Linked DNA regions of Mus musculus: regions 1 and 3 are each linked to region 2. Evidence: chromatin loops called from intact Hi-C (ENCODE). Cell type or tissue: left cerebral cortex. All regions are shown on one strand. Links, peaks and the distances in the headings refer to the core of each region. The heading gives the core; the rest is flanking DNA.

What was found. A loop is a pair of places that touch in the nucleus more often than their neighbours do. Peaks named below come from ENCODE experiments on the same cell type or tissue, not always from the same donor. Only the 100,000 strongest peaks of a DNase experiment are listed, where the experiment ranks them.
Region 1: a loop joins it to region 2, with 9 times the contacts of the local background. A loop is called at or near these places in 28 of 42 quality-filtered maps.
Region 3: it touches region 2 in a loop (3-fold over the local background); 10 of 42 quality-filtered maps call a loop at or near these places.

Annotation. Positions count from the first base shown.
Region 1 is chr9:122,183,117-122,187,262 of GRCm38, reverse strand. All of the region lies in intron 12 of Ano10 (anoctamin 10), which reads left to right. Among named protein-coding and RNA genes, the nearest start is that of Snrk, 68 kb to the right of the region's middle. In left cerebral cortex, for the core only: a CTCF peak has its summit at 2,013 (motif pointing right); DNase peaks (open chromatin) are centred at 1,106, 1,601 and 2,009; H3K27ac peaks cover 506 bases.
Region 2 is chr9:122,016,991-122,021,136 of GRCm38, reverse strand. No RefSeq gene overlaps it. Among named protein-coding and RNA genes, the nearest start is that of Pomgnt2, 23 kb to the right of the region's middle. In left cerebral cortex, for the core only: a CTCF peak has its summit at 2,263; a DNase peak (open chromatin) is centred at 2,253.
Region 3 is chr9:122,308,625-122,312,770 of GRCm38, reverse strand. It overlaps Gm26797 (predicted gene, 26797), which reads left to right and starts at 1,843. Exons shown (of 5, transcript NR_168548.1): 1 at 1,843-2,185; 2 at 4,032-4,146. In left cerebral cortex, for the core only: CTCF peaks have their summits at 1,848 and 2,051 (motif pointing right); a DNase peak (open chromatin) is centred at 2,023; H3K4me3 peaks cover 862 bases; H3K27ac peaks cover 772 bases.

The DNA.
Region 1 (4,146 bases), core at 1,043-3,542, 170 kb before region 2:
TGACACTGGGGAGGTGGAGACAGGAGGATCAGGGTTTAGAGCCAGCCTGGATTGCATAGTAAGATCCGGTTGGAAGGAAGGAGAGAGGGCAAAGGAAGGAAAGAGTGGAGGAAGACAGAAGGATCTACAGGAATCTGCCTGGGTCAAGAGAGGCTCCCCTGGAGCTCACCACCTCCACCCCCACTGACCTGGGCCTCATCTCAGGCTACTGCCCTGCCTCTGCCCTTCTGCACTGGTGGGAACAGAAGGAAGCCCAGCAGAGACTATTCCCACAGACTTCAGTTCCCTGAAATCCACAGAGGAAAGACTGAAAACATGGGAGCTGAGGAACAGCCCTCCCCACACATCTGTCCTGTGACCCATCCTCCAACATTTGTTGCATGGGAAGCATATTGAAGCCTCTTGAGAAAAAGAGAGGCTTGGTCTGCCCTATGCAGGGCCTGTGTTTATTTACAGCAAGGGAACATTTTGTATTCATATTCTCTCTCTCTCTCTCTCTCTCTCTCTCTCTCTCTCTCTCTCTCTCTCTCTGTATGTGTGTGTGTGTGTGTGTGTGTGTGATGGGATGTGACCCCTTAGAGGAGTGGGAACAGCTTCTGTAGTCCACAAGAAAAGCTGAGAAATGTAGACTTTTAGCAGGAAATTAACAACATGGGAACACAGGGACTTGGTTGGTTAATTATTTCCCATAAGTTTTAGCCAATCTTGACAGAAGGGGGTACATAGTCTCTTAACTGTTCTGAGTGTATCATGTATCTCCCTGTAAGATGGAAAAAGTTCAGAGAGAAAGCCAGGAACAGAAACATAAAGAAAAGGCTGAAGATCAAGAGGCCAAGGGAGAATTCTATACAGGGAAGAGAGAACTCTAGAGCAGCTGGCTTTGTAAGGGTAGTTTGAGCACAAGAGGGGAGGACTACACCCTGCTGGAGGAAGCCTGGGGATGACCACCAGAGGCTGCCTGTCTGCAGGCAGAGACCAGAGGAAGATTCCAAGAAAGGCCCAGTGGGAAGTGAGTTGCCTCCTAGACAGGGATTTCCAAACTTGAGAGCCAGTGTGCTAGAGTAATGACCATAGCAGCCTCCCTTCCTGTGCAGATGGAGTGTGGTGGGAAGTTTGCTCCTGTCTATAGCTCTTGGAGGCTGCTTTGCCTGCTGGTGAGGCTGTGAGTGTGAGGAGGGAGCTGAGCTGAGCTGAGCGTCATCTCCTTGCCACTGAAATAAAGACCGGAAAGAGCTCCAGCCTGTGACCCTGACGAGGGACCAGGAAAGGCGTACAAAACCCCCCGAGGCCCAGCGCAGCTTAGCTCACTATGGAGAACCCAAAACACTTAGCACTGCAGGAACTGGGGGGACCTGGAGACCTCTTGTGTCAAAGGTCAAGACTTTGGCCAAGGAAGAAAAACAGCCACATGGAATGGACAACAAAGAGCACAGTTTAGGATCCTAAACCAAGCTTAATAGCAGTGAGTGGACAGGTGCTGAGAGAACCCAGAATGGGCTTGTTAGAAACCAGCAGCATGACTGCTGGCTTTCAAGTCCTGATGTGGGCATGGACAGCACAGTGCCCAGACAGGCCTGCCCACTCAATGGAATTGTGCCTACAGCTCAGTGGAGAGAATGCCTAGTCATTTCCAGAAGAATGAGAGGGTTTAGGGCTTCAACAGCCTGGAATAGCTCTGGGTGGTTTCCATAGAAAGAGTCAAGATCATGACGTGAACTTGACTGGAAACAGATTCACACTGACCTCCCGGGGCTGGGGAGTAGCTGAGCAACATCACTTAAGAACTACGAAGGCATTTTCTGTTTTCACATCCTGCCATCCTTGGCATGGTTGTTCATCATGGTCACAAGATAGCTGCCACTGCTCCAGGCACCACATACCTATCTCCAAAGGCAGAGAGGAAAGGAAACCTTAAACACTATTATCCAGGATCTAGTGACTAGTTCATTCATGTCCTAACTGTGAGGCAATTGAGAAGGCATCTGCCAGTGTGAATCCTGGGCTCTCACCACCAGGGGGCAAACTATGGATACAGGTGGCCTAGGCATCTAGAGCTGCTTTCCCGGAGCACCACTATCTGCAGCTGTTGACATAGAAACGAGTTCAGGTGGAACCATACTAGACATCCAGGCCCCCAGTTGCATTGTGCAAGTTGCAGGTGTTTGCTAGAACATTCTGTCATCAGAGCTCTGTGGAGACAAGAGAAACCTGGATTTGGCTTTTGAGAGATGGCCATCTTCTGAGGGCCTGCTGGAGGAGTGTGAGCCTGCAAGACATGCCTCACAGCCCAGGGCAGAAAGAGTCTCCAGCAGATAGTTAGGCCTGTTGGCACATACCTGTAACCCCAGCACTCAGGAGGTGGAGGCAGGAGGATCTTGTGTTTGAGGCCAGCTTGGACTGCAAAGTAAGTCTCAAAGTGGGAGGGTGTAAGAATGTCAGAGCTGTTGTAACATAGGTGAATGTCAAGAGAGACCCTTGTTTATATAGTGTGGCCATGATAGGGGAGTTACCTTATACGGAGCCATTTCATTGGATTAATAAGGCGGAGTTAGAGATAAGAAAGCAACCCCTGTGGACAGAAATATCTTTTCATTTTCCTTGGAAGAAAGGGGATAGGCTAAAGACTGGTGGGGCCCAGGACATGGCCCAGTGTCTCCAAACCCACCATGCACCCGTGTCTCACTTTCTGTTAGTTAAAAGTAAATGGCTAAGTCTAACTCACTGGAGGATAGGAGACTCCACAAAAGCTTGAACCCCAGGGATGGGGACAGGGTCATGATGGTCATGAGAATCATGAGAAATGCCTGACCCACATTCTACAACCTAGCTGGGGAGAATAGCCTTCTTGTCGTAATGCTCTGGCTGTTTCCTGAGAGAATTTTGTTTAGGGGTTCACAGTTTTCCTGTCTTTTTTCAGAGGGACTTTAAGGTCTGGAATTTATTTTGTGTTTGGTTTGTTTTTGCTTGTTTGTTTTTTGGTTTTGTTTGTTTTGTTTTTGAGGCAGGGTCACACTAGTCCAGGGTGGCATTGAACTCTCCACCCTTGTGCCTCGGTTTCCCTGGTGCTGGGTATATGGGAGTATGCCACCTCCCTTAGCTTCGCTTTTGTCTTATTTTGTTGTACGTTCTGGATTCTGTCACTTTGATGCAGTTTGGAAAGCGTGAGACCACAGGAAAACAATCATTATTTCACAGTTGAAAATCACTAAGCTAGCAGTTTCTTTGGGTGTATAAGGAAAAGGCTTGTTTTTATGATTCTTCACTGACCTGCGTAGGGGTGGAAGGTTGTGATCCACTTAGCTGCTTCAGGAAACGGGGGTGAGGCATGAGCAGCTAGCACATCTGTGTGATTTGGGCTCCTTTAATGTTGTCGGCAGTTTTTAAATTTGAAATAATACCAAAATTTAAGTTGTGAAAACATTCTTAGGCATTCTGGAAGACCTACTTAAAAGTGAATTATAAATGGGATGCCCGTTTACAGTTCATGAGAGGCTCACTGTCTGTGGAGCATCCTCAGGTGGTCCTTGCACTTTTGCTTTTTAGCGTAGAACATTGCCCTGAGAGCATGTGCAATCCCCGCCACCATGGCTCTCCTCCATTGAAGCTTCTGCCCTAGGAAGTGGGACGTGGACAAATCGGAGAAGTGAACTTTCTCAGCCACCTGTGGAAGGAAGGGAGGTGCTGAGCAAAGGCAGCTGAAACTGATGAGACGTCCTCTTCAGTCCCCACTGACTCTCTTCTGACTCTGGATGACAGTTCAGGAGTGAGGTCATCAGCTTGGTGGCAGGCACCCTGTCACCTTATACACCAGGAGAAGGACACAGAGTGTGACCTGGGAGAGCGCAGCATGCCTGGCCTGGGCTCACGCACTGTTCTCAGCGAGCAGTTGGGGTCAGTGGCTTCTGTGTAGACAAAGAACTCAGGGAGCCCTGGAGCTGGGCTGCAGCTGCTGGTCCAGGAGAAAATCCAGAGGCCCAAAGTGTTCTGCATATGGCCCTGCCCTGAGTTTCCCCAGCTGGAGGACAGAGGGGAAGGCACAGAGTACTGGGAGAGGAGATGCAGGAGGGAGCTGGGGTACATTCCAGCTGTGTTTGTGGTGGGTGGACTCAGAATTCTCAGGGACTGTAAGTTTCTCACAGCTCCTGT
Region 2 (4,146 bases), core at 890-3,389:
GCCCAAATTTAAGTCTTTGTTCTATGACCTCAAATGGCTTCTGAGGCCCTCTAGTGAGATTTACGTTTAGCTATTGTATGTTTCAACTACAAAATTTCTATTTGGTGCCTAAAAGCAACTTCTCTGTCTTTATTTAAATTACTGACTTGGTGAGGCACTATTCTGATCCTTTCTTTTCATTCTTTAGACATTATTTCCTTGAATTGTTTGAATAATTTATACAAGCTTATTTAGAGTCTTCATCTAAAAATTCAATGTATGACTTCTGTAGTACTCTCCATTGATCATGTGCCCCCTCCCGAATTTACCATATTTTAATGTTTCTTTGTTTGTCTCATGAAACACTGGAGTAGGTAATACAATGTGGAGCAACGGCAACTACACAGATCCTTCCACTTTCAGAGCTCCTTTTAAAACATTTATTTTTTATTACATGTGTTGGGTGTTTTGCCTGCATGCATATATGTGTACATGTGCACCGGCAGAGGCCAGGAGAGGGCATTACATCCATGGAAGTGTAGTTAGAGTCGGGAACTGAACTCAGGTCCTCTGTATGAGCAGCCAGTGCCCTTAACCACTGAGCCGTCTTTCTAGGGCTTCTTATTGCTACTGCTGATTTTGTGGCTGCTGCTGCTGTCTGTGTCTTGTGGCCCCAGTAGATTACTGAGGTAGTCTGTACTTCCTGTAGTGAAGGCCACAGGAGATTCTGCTGGCTCCACTCAGCTGTCAGCTAATGAGACAGTGATTGCTTTGAGTGTGGTGAGCCCGCAGGTCCTTTATAGTTGTCCAGAGGCTCTGTGTGGCCTGAGGTGTGTCTTTTGCTTAAGCTTTCCCCTTTTGCTTGTGAAAAGTTTCATAGAAACATATGGCTTACACACATACACTCACTCACTTACTCACTCACTCACAGACACACTCATACTCACACACAAATACACACACTCACATTCACACTCTTATACACACTCATATACACATACACACATTCATTCACACACACACTCTTTCTCTCTCTCTCTCTTTCTTACACACACACAGACACACACACACACACACTCACATACAGAGGCATGGCACCTTTCTGCAAATCATGACTTTTTAGATCCCCAGATGATGTCAAAGCTTTTTCTTCATCATAAATTTTTGGCCAACCTTGTTTGTATCAATGTTTTCCCATGTAACTTTATAAATATTATTTCTAATAATGTTATTAGATTTTTATATTAAATTTTAATTTGTATGTGTTTTGCCCATGTGTATGTATGTGCGCTGCTGTCATGCCTGGTCCACGCACAGGTCAGGAGAGGACAATGGGTCCCCAGACCTTGAGTTGAGATGGTTATGAATCCCCATGGTGCTTTCTGACACTCGGAACCCAGTCAGGTTCCGCACCAACACAGATGTTGGCTCTCTGCTCTCAGCGTCTTCCTTCTATCGTGAGGGGCTTCCATCCACCTCTGTAACTCTGTTTAAAATAAAGGATATGCCAAAGTGTCTGCAAATGTGTTCTTATTTAAAACCAAGCAGAGATGACTTTGATGTGTTTGACGCTGACGGCTCAAAGTGAGCCTGCTTTGCTCTCTCTTTTGGTTGATGAGACAGATCCCCTTTCTCTTCCTCGCACTATACCGGCTCTTGCTGCAAGAAGGAATTCACACAAAACATCTCAACCTGGCTTTCTTCTGATACTCACGGAGGCATCGCAGGCTGACACTTGCCCTTCTCCTCTGTGATTCTAAGACCTGGGGTCAGTGAGTGACTGTGCATGGAGAAACACCTACAGATAGACTCGGGTGGGACCCATGGAGGTGTCATTTTAACAGTACAAAAGAGCCAAGGTTCTCTTCCTCAGTGCAGCCCTTCTCAGACCACACACAGCAGGAGAGCCAGATGCCGCACCTCTGCCAAGTCTCCACGCTGCTTGGCAAGGAGCGTGGCCAGCAGCCAATGGGGCAAGGGGCAGAGGGGAGAACATTCTGAGTCGGCTTTACAGAGTCACAGTTTCAACTTAGTCAAAAGTGGACTCTTTAATAATATAGAGCCTTTAAGCAGCCAAAGGCTTAAAGTCTAGCATAAAGCAGATTCTCACAGCTGGAAGGTAAATCCCCAGAAGACAGCCCTCACCATGGAAACGCTGACACAGCCTTCCAGTCCCTCTCGGGAATTAAACCCCTCATTTCAATGTTTTTCTTTATTTTGAGCTGGAATCACATACAAGTCTAGGAATGCAACTCGTTCTGATAGGAAACTAAATGCTGCCCCCTGTCAGGACCCAGAGGGAAGTGTCCTCTCACTACAATAGTGCACAGTCAGGTTTAGACAATCATGGACCCAGGAAAGAAAATCCTGCAAGGTTTTTCCCTGGGAAAAATGAAGAAGGGAAGGGAAAGGAAGGGAGAGGAGGGGGAGGGAGGGGAGGGAAAGAGAGGAGAAGGGGAAGGGGAAGAGAGAAAGGGAAGGGGAGGGGAGGGAAGAGAAAGGGGGAAGGAAGGGAGAGAAGGAAGGGGAGGAGAGGGAGAGAAAAAGAAGAAAAGGGAAGGGAAGGGAGGGGAGGGGAGGGGAGAGGAGAGAAGGAAAAGAAGAAGGGAACCGGAGGGGAAAAAAAGGAAGAAGAGGGGAGACATGATATTAAAAGAACAGCCACTGTGAGCAACTGGGGCTGAGTCCTTGGAGGAATTCTGGAAGCAGCGTAGGCTCCTTCCATAAAAACCCCACAAGAGGAGTTTCCAGAGTATGCTTTGCTGAGAAGCAGCCCAGAGAGTGAAACTCAGAACAGAGGTTAGAGGTTAGAGGTTAGAGGTTAGAGGTTAGAGGTTAGAGGTTAGAGGTTAGAGGTTAGAGGTTAGAGGGGAGGCTGGTAATGTCACCCAAAGGTCAGAGGACACAGCAACAGAAGGGCTCTGGGCAGGGAAGGGATCCAGCTGACTTTGCTGAGGTCGTCTTAAGCTCCTCTTGTCAAGCACCCAGCATCCCACAGCTCTTGCCTGGTATTGGTTCTTTCCCGACTTACCTTCGTGAATCTTAATACGCTGTTATTTGTGATGGAAGAGCATAGCATGTAAAAGAATCAGAAAGCTTATGTCCTAGTTTGCTTTCTGTGGCTGTTATAAAACACTGACCAAAATCAACTTGATTTTGGAAAGAAACTTGAAAAGGAGAGAAAAATGTTTATTCCATCTTACAATCCCAGCTAACGTGTCATCAGGAAGCCAGGCGCTCAGGGCAGGACCTGAAGCGGAGACCACAGGGGATGCTGTGTACTGACTTCCTCCATAAGCTCATGAAGATTTGAGCTCTCAGTGGCCTCCCCTAGCCCAAGGCTCTGAAATGGCCTATCACGACGATACCCCACTCTCTGATACCAATTTCTGTCCCAGTTTGCTTTTTGTTGCTGGGATAAAATATGGATAAAAAGTAAACAGGAGGGAAAAGGGTTTGTTTGCCTTACAGGTTATATCCAGTCCACCAGACCAGGGAAGAAATTGAAGCAGGGCCCATGGAGAAATGATTGCTTACTGGCTTGCTCTCTATGGATTTCTCGGCTGCTTTTCACACAGCCCAGACCTAACTGCATAGGGATGGCACTGCCCACTGTGCTGGACCCTCTCACCCCAACTAGCAATCAAGAAATTGCCCACAGACAAGCCAAAGGCACCTGCCTTTGATGGAGGCAATTCCTCAACAAAGTTCCTTCTTCCCAGGTGACTCTAGTTTGTGTCAAGTTGTCAAAAATTAACTAGTGCAACCTCAAATAAGCAGAAAGCCCGTGCAACCTCAAACAAGCAGAGAAGGAAGCAGAGTCCCAGAGGCACAACTCCTGTGCCTTTGGTCCTGTGTGTGCCATCCCTTTGTAAGGACTTCATGATCAGGGTCAACCTATGTTTCCTGAACGGCACTGTTCTGTGACTCCTCATTCTAAGTAGCAGGTTTTATAAACACACACACACACACACACACACACACACACACACACACACACTTTATCTAACAAAGGCCAAAGAATCTTGAATTATTTCCAAACCTTCTCTAGCATCTGTTGGACATTTACAGGGAGTGGCAGGCCATGACAGTAAGTAAATTGGTGAGGAGAGGGGAAAAAATTAAACTTGGAAAATACTTGTTATTTTTAAAAATATGAGGACTAAA
Region 3 (4,146 bases), core at 1,043-3,542, 290 kb before region 2:
CCAGCTCCAGGCACACAAATTTTTGTAGACTGGCATAGATCCCAAGTGCCAAAAAGTCTCAGGAAGGTTCACTTCCTACTTTTTTCTCACCCGTAGTAAAACGTAAATTCACGACCACCCAATAAAGGGGGTGAGTTTTTCACCAGCAGCATTCTCCCCACCAGAACTTTTTCAAAATGTTTTTCAATTGTCACATTACAGTGGCAATTGCAATGGTTTGTATATGTTCGACTCAGGGTGTGGCACTATTTGGAGGTGTGGCTTTGTTGGAGTGGGTGTGGCCTGTTGGAGAAGGTGTGTCACTATAGGCATAGGCTTTAAGACCCTCATCCTAGCCAGTCAGTGTTGGCACATGCCTTTAATCCCAGCACTTTGAAGGCAGAGGCAGGCAGATTTCTGAGTTTGAGGCCAGCCTGGTCTACAGAGTGAGTTCCAGGACAGCCAGGGCTAAACAAAGAAACCCTGTCTTGAAAAACAAAACAAAACCAAAAATCAAACAAAAAACCCTCATCTTAGCTGCCTAGAAGCCGGTATTCTTCTAGAAGCCTTCAGATAAAGATGTAGAACTCTCAGCTCCTCCTGCAGCATGCCTGCCTGGATGTTGCCATGGTCCTGTCTTGATGATAATAGACTGAACCTCTGAATCTGTAAGCCAGCCTCAATTAAAAATTGTCTTTTATAAGACTTACCTTGGTCATGGTGTCTGTTCACAGCAATAAAACCCTAACTAAGACGGGGTAGGGTGGGGGGTATGTGGTTATGTTCTAGTTTTCTTTCTGTTACTGCAAAAAAATAGCATGACCAAAAGGAACTTTCAGATGACTTTATTTTGATGAATATTATCAAGGGAAACCAAGGCAGGAACTGAAAGTCTAGAGTCTGGAGGCAATCTGCTCAATGTTTAGTTCTTCTGGTTTACTTAGATGGCTTTCTTATATAACCCAAGCCCACCTGCCCAGGGATGGTGCCATCCACAGTGGTCTTAGCTCTCCTATCTCAATCACCAATTAAGAAAATTCTCCACAGGCGTGCCCACAGGGCCAATTGATAGAAACAAATCTTCGTTTGAGGTTCCTTCTCAGGTCTGCCACGTTACAGGCAAGATTAGCTAACCTATCAAAGTGCCACAGTAAATGCTGGAGGTCAAAGGACAGCCTCGGGGGTTGGCATTTCTTCATGTTGCCAAAGCTTTCTCCAGTGGCTCACCTTTAGGAATGTTTATAGGTCTCTGTCAGTTCTCTCTCCTGGTCACAAGGCTTGCTTAGGCCAATGACAGAGCCATGAGCTCAACCAGCTCTGCCACCAATAACAACATAAATGTCCTCTGTGGGAACGGGGCTGCTGTTGCAAATGGCTCCTGTTCAAGAAAGCCCAGACACATCACATTGTATGTTATGGAAAGCTGAGTTACCTGTGTCTTCATCTCACACAGATCCTCAGCTTCTTTGAGAAGCGTGGCCTTGGGATCTACAGAACCACAACCCCTGTGAACTCTGGAAGGGTGTAAATGGAGCCTGCTGAGTCAGCTGTGTCTAGCTGCATTGCCTTTTGGCCTTGGTTTAAAATGTCAGTCTCTGACTCTCCCTTCAAAAAAATGGAGCTCTGGAATGTGGGCTGGACTTAGTATTTTTTCTAACAAAGGGGAAAAGGCAGAGTTGATGTATGTGACTTGAGGATTAGCTGATTCGAAGATGCTCTCTCCTCTCTCTCCTCTCCCTATGCAGACAGACGGGGGGGGGGGGGGGGGGGGCTATGTCATGGGTACCCGGTGGCCACTTCATGGAGCGGCCTGTGGGAAATCGAAACCTTCTGCCAAGTCACGTGTGCCAGCTCTGTGGAATCAGACGCCGCCTGCCTTCTGCCACCGCAGGCTCCCGTGACCATCCGAGTGGGAAAGCCTCAGCCTGAAGCACCAGGTGGAGCCGTCCTCAGTCCTGGTTCTCAAAAACTCTGTACGGCAACTGAATGTGTGCTTTTTAGTTACTGCTTTATCTACGAGGACTTTGTTAAAAGCCTCAGGAACTGTTGTGAAGACACTGCGCTCATCCTTCCACGTGGGGGCGCTGTCGTACAGCAGCACAGCCTATGAATCCCTCCTCTTATGGCAAAGACGAAACACTTCCATCCGGACCCCTCAAGCTGGGACTCAGCTCCACACATCATCAAGTTGTCACTGGACACTTGAGTTAAGTACTTTTACCTTCTTAAATATACAATTCAATTTTCATGAATAGTGAGATTTGTCACAATATCCCATTCATATCCCGTTGAGCAGATTGAGTACCTCGCATGACATGTTAATTGCTTCGATTTTTGACAGCTAAAAAATCACACAGTGGCATATGCTTTCAAAGGAGTACTTGCGATTCAAAAATATCCAATTTATATTCTTTTTTATTAGCATTGTATAAAAATATCACGAGCAAGCCTTCCCCTTAACTTTCTCAATTGTGATCAACAAAGGTTAACGTTAGGGGGGAAAAATGAGGTTTCCATACATAGCAGTTTCCTGCTGGTGAAGAAGGAGTGACTCTCAATTCATCCCCTCTGTTGTGGTGAGAACTGGAAGGTTATGAATGAATTCCTTGTGCTCCTGTTAGCCAAGGACTACTTAAATATTTCATTTTGGAAAAAAAAAAAGTTCTCACCAAGAATAACTGAAGCTTGAGTTCCAGAAGGTACTCCATCAATAACTGTAAAAATATAATGTAATCAGAACAAATGGCAGCTCCCAGGTCAACCATCCAATAGTGCTGATTTTATTTTTTTTATTCTGTAATTTTTATTGACACAAAGGATAAAAATCAGTAGGTACAGGGGGACAGCTGAGCTGGTTTGTTTCCATCTCTTATCTCTGACACAGAGAGCTTCTCGCTGGAAGAAACCACTCCGCCCAGTGCGCAGTGAGAATAGAATGCTGGACCTCTCACCTACCAGGCAACCCTGGTTGGTTCTCTGGCTGCTCCCTGGGCGGGGCCCCTCTCAACACAGACAGAAACCAGTTGGTTTCTGGTTGGGAGGCTCCCAGTAGCTGGGGGGAGGGAGAGTGGGCAGAAAACTCAGGACAGGAACACCCAACTGTTCTGAGTGCTTTGGGCTTTGGTTCAGGTCTCAGTGAGACAAGGAAGGGGTCCCAGTGAGGTTGCCCAAATGCTGTGTAGCTTGCCACACAGGCCTCCAGCTTCCTGCTCTCTTGCAGTAGGAGCATAGAAGATCAGGTTGCTGTACACAGCCCTGAGGAGTACCATCAACTTCGCACCCGTTTTGAGGTGTTCCTTTCCTCGCCCCCATCCACAGGCTCCTCCCTGGGGCCCTGCACACCGTGTCCTTCCTCTTTCTGGAATGTATATGTGTGCCCCAGTCCCTAGACAGGACCCAATTGGTGATGTGATGCCTCTCGCTGAGTGGTCATCAGCAGGGAATGAAGGAAAGCTGAAAGGGTCTGATTGAAACAAATATACTGCAAGCGGGGAAAAAAGGTGACAGATTTACGTTTTCATGTCTTTTAATTAAAAAAAAAAATCTGAGGCAGTTTATCAGTCACTTGTCCTGTTGCTGAGATAAAATTCTTCCCACAAAACCAACTTAAACTGCTATCTGTCCAACGCCAGCATCAGCCTGTCACCCAGTCACACTGCCTTGCTACTGAACATTGTTCTATGGTTAAATTATACATATACATGTACATAATTTTAAAGCAACTTAAGAGACTTTGGCTCACAATTGAGGGTGGGATGTGACAGTGGCGGGAATGCGAGGCCCTGGTCACAAGGCGCCCACACTTGGGAACAGCGATAGATGAACACTGATGCTCAGCCCAATTCCTCCTCTTTATTCACCCATGGGACTTGGTCTCCCAGTTAGGCTGGGTCTTTCTGCTTCAATTAATCTAATCTAGACAACCCCTCGCAGGCACACCCAGGGTCTGTCTCCTGTTTGCCATTTCTCGAGCCCTTTCTATTTTTAATAAAATCTTAACTCTGCTTCTCACTGACTAGCCCTGAAATCCTTTTGTGTTTCAAAAACCGCAGACCTCATTTTGCAGCACAGTTCCTAACAGAACCAGGGAAGTCTTCAGGCCGCTGAAGATGATAGCAAGTCCTTGTAGCATCCAACGGGGTGACTATCAGAAGCCACCAAATCTCC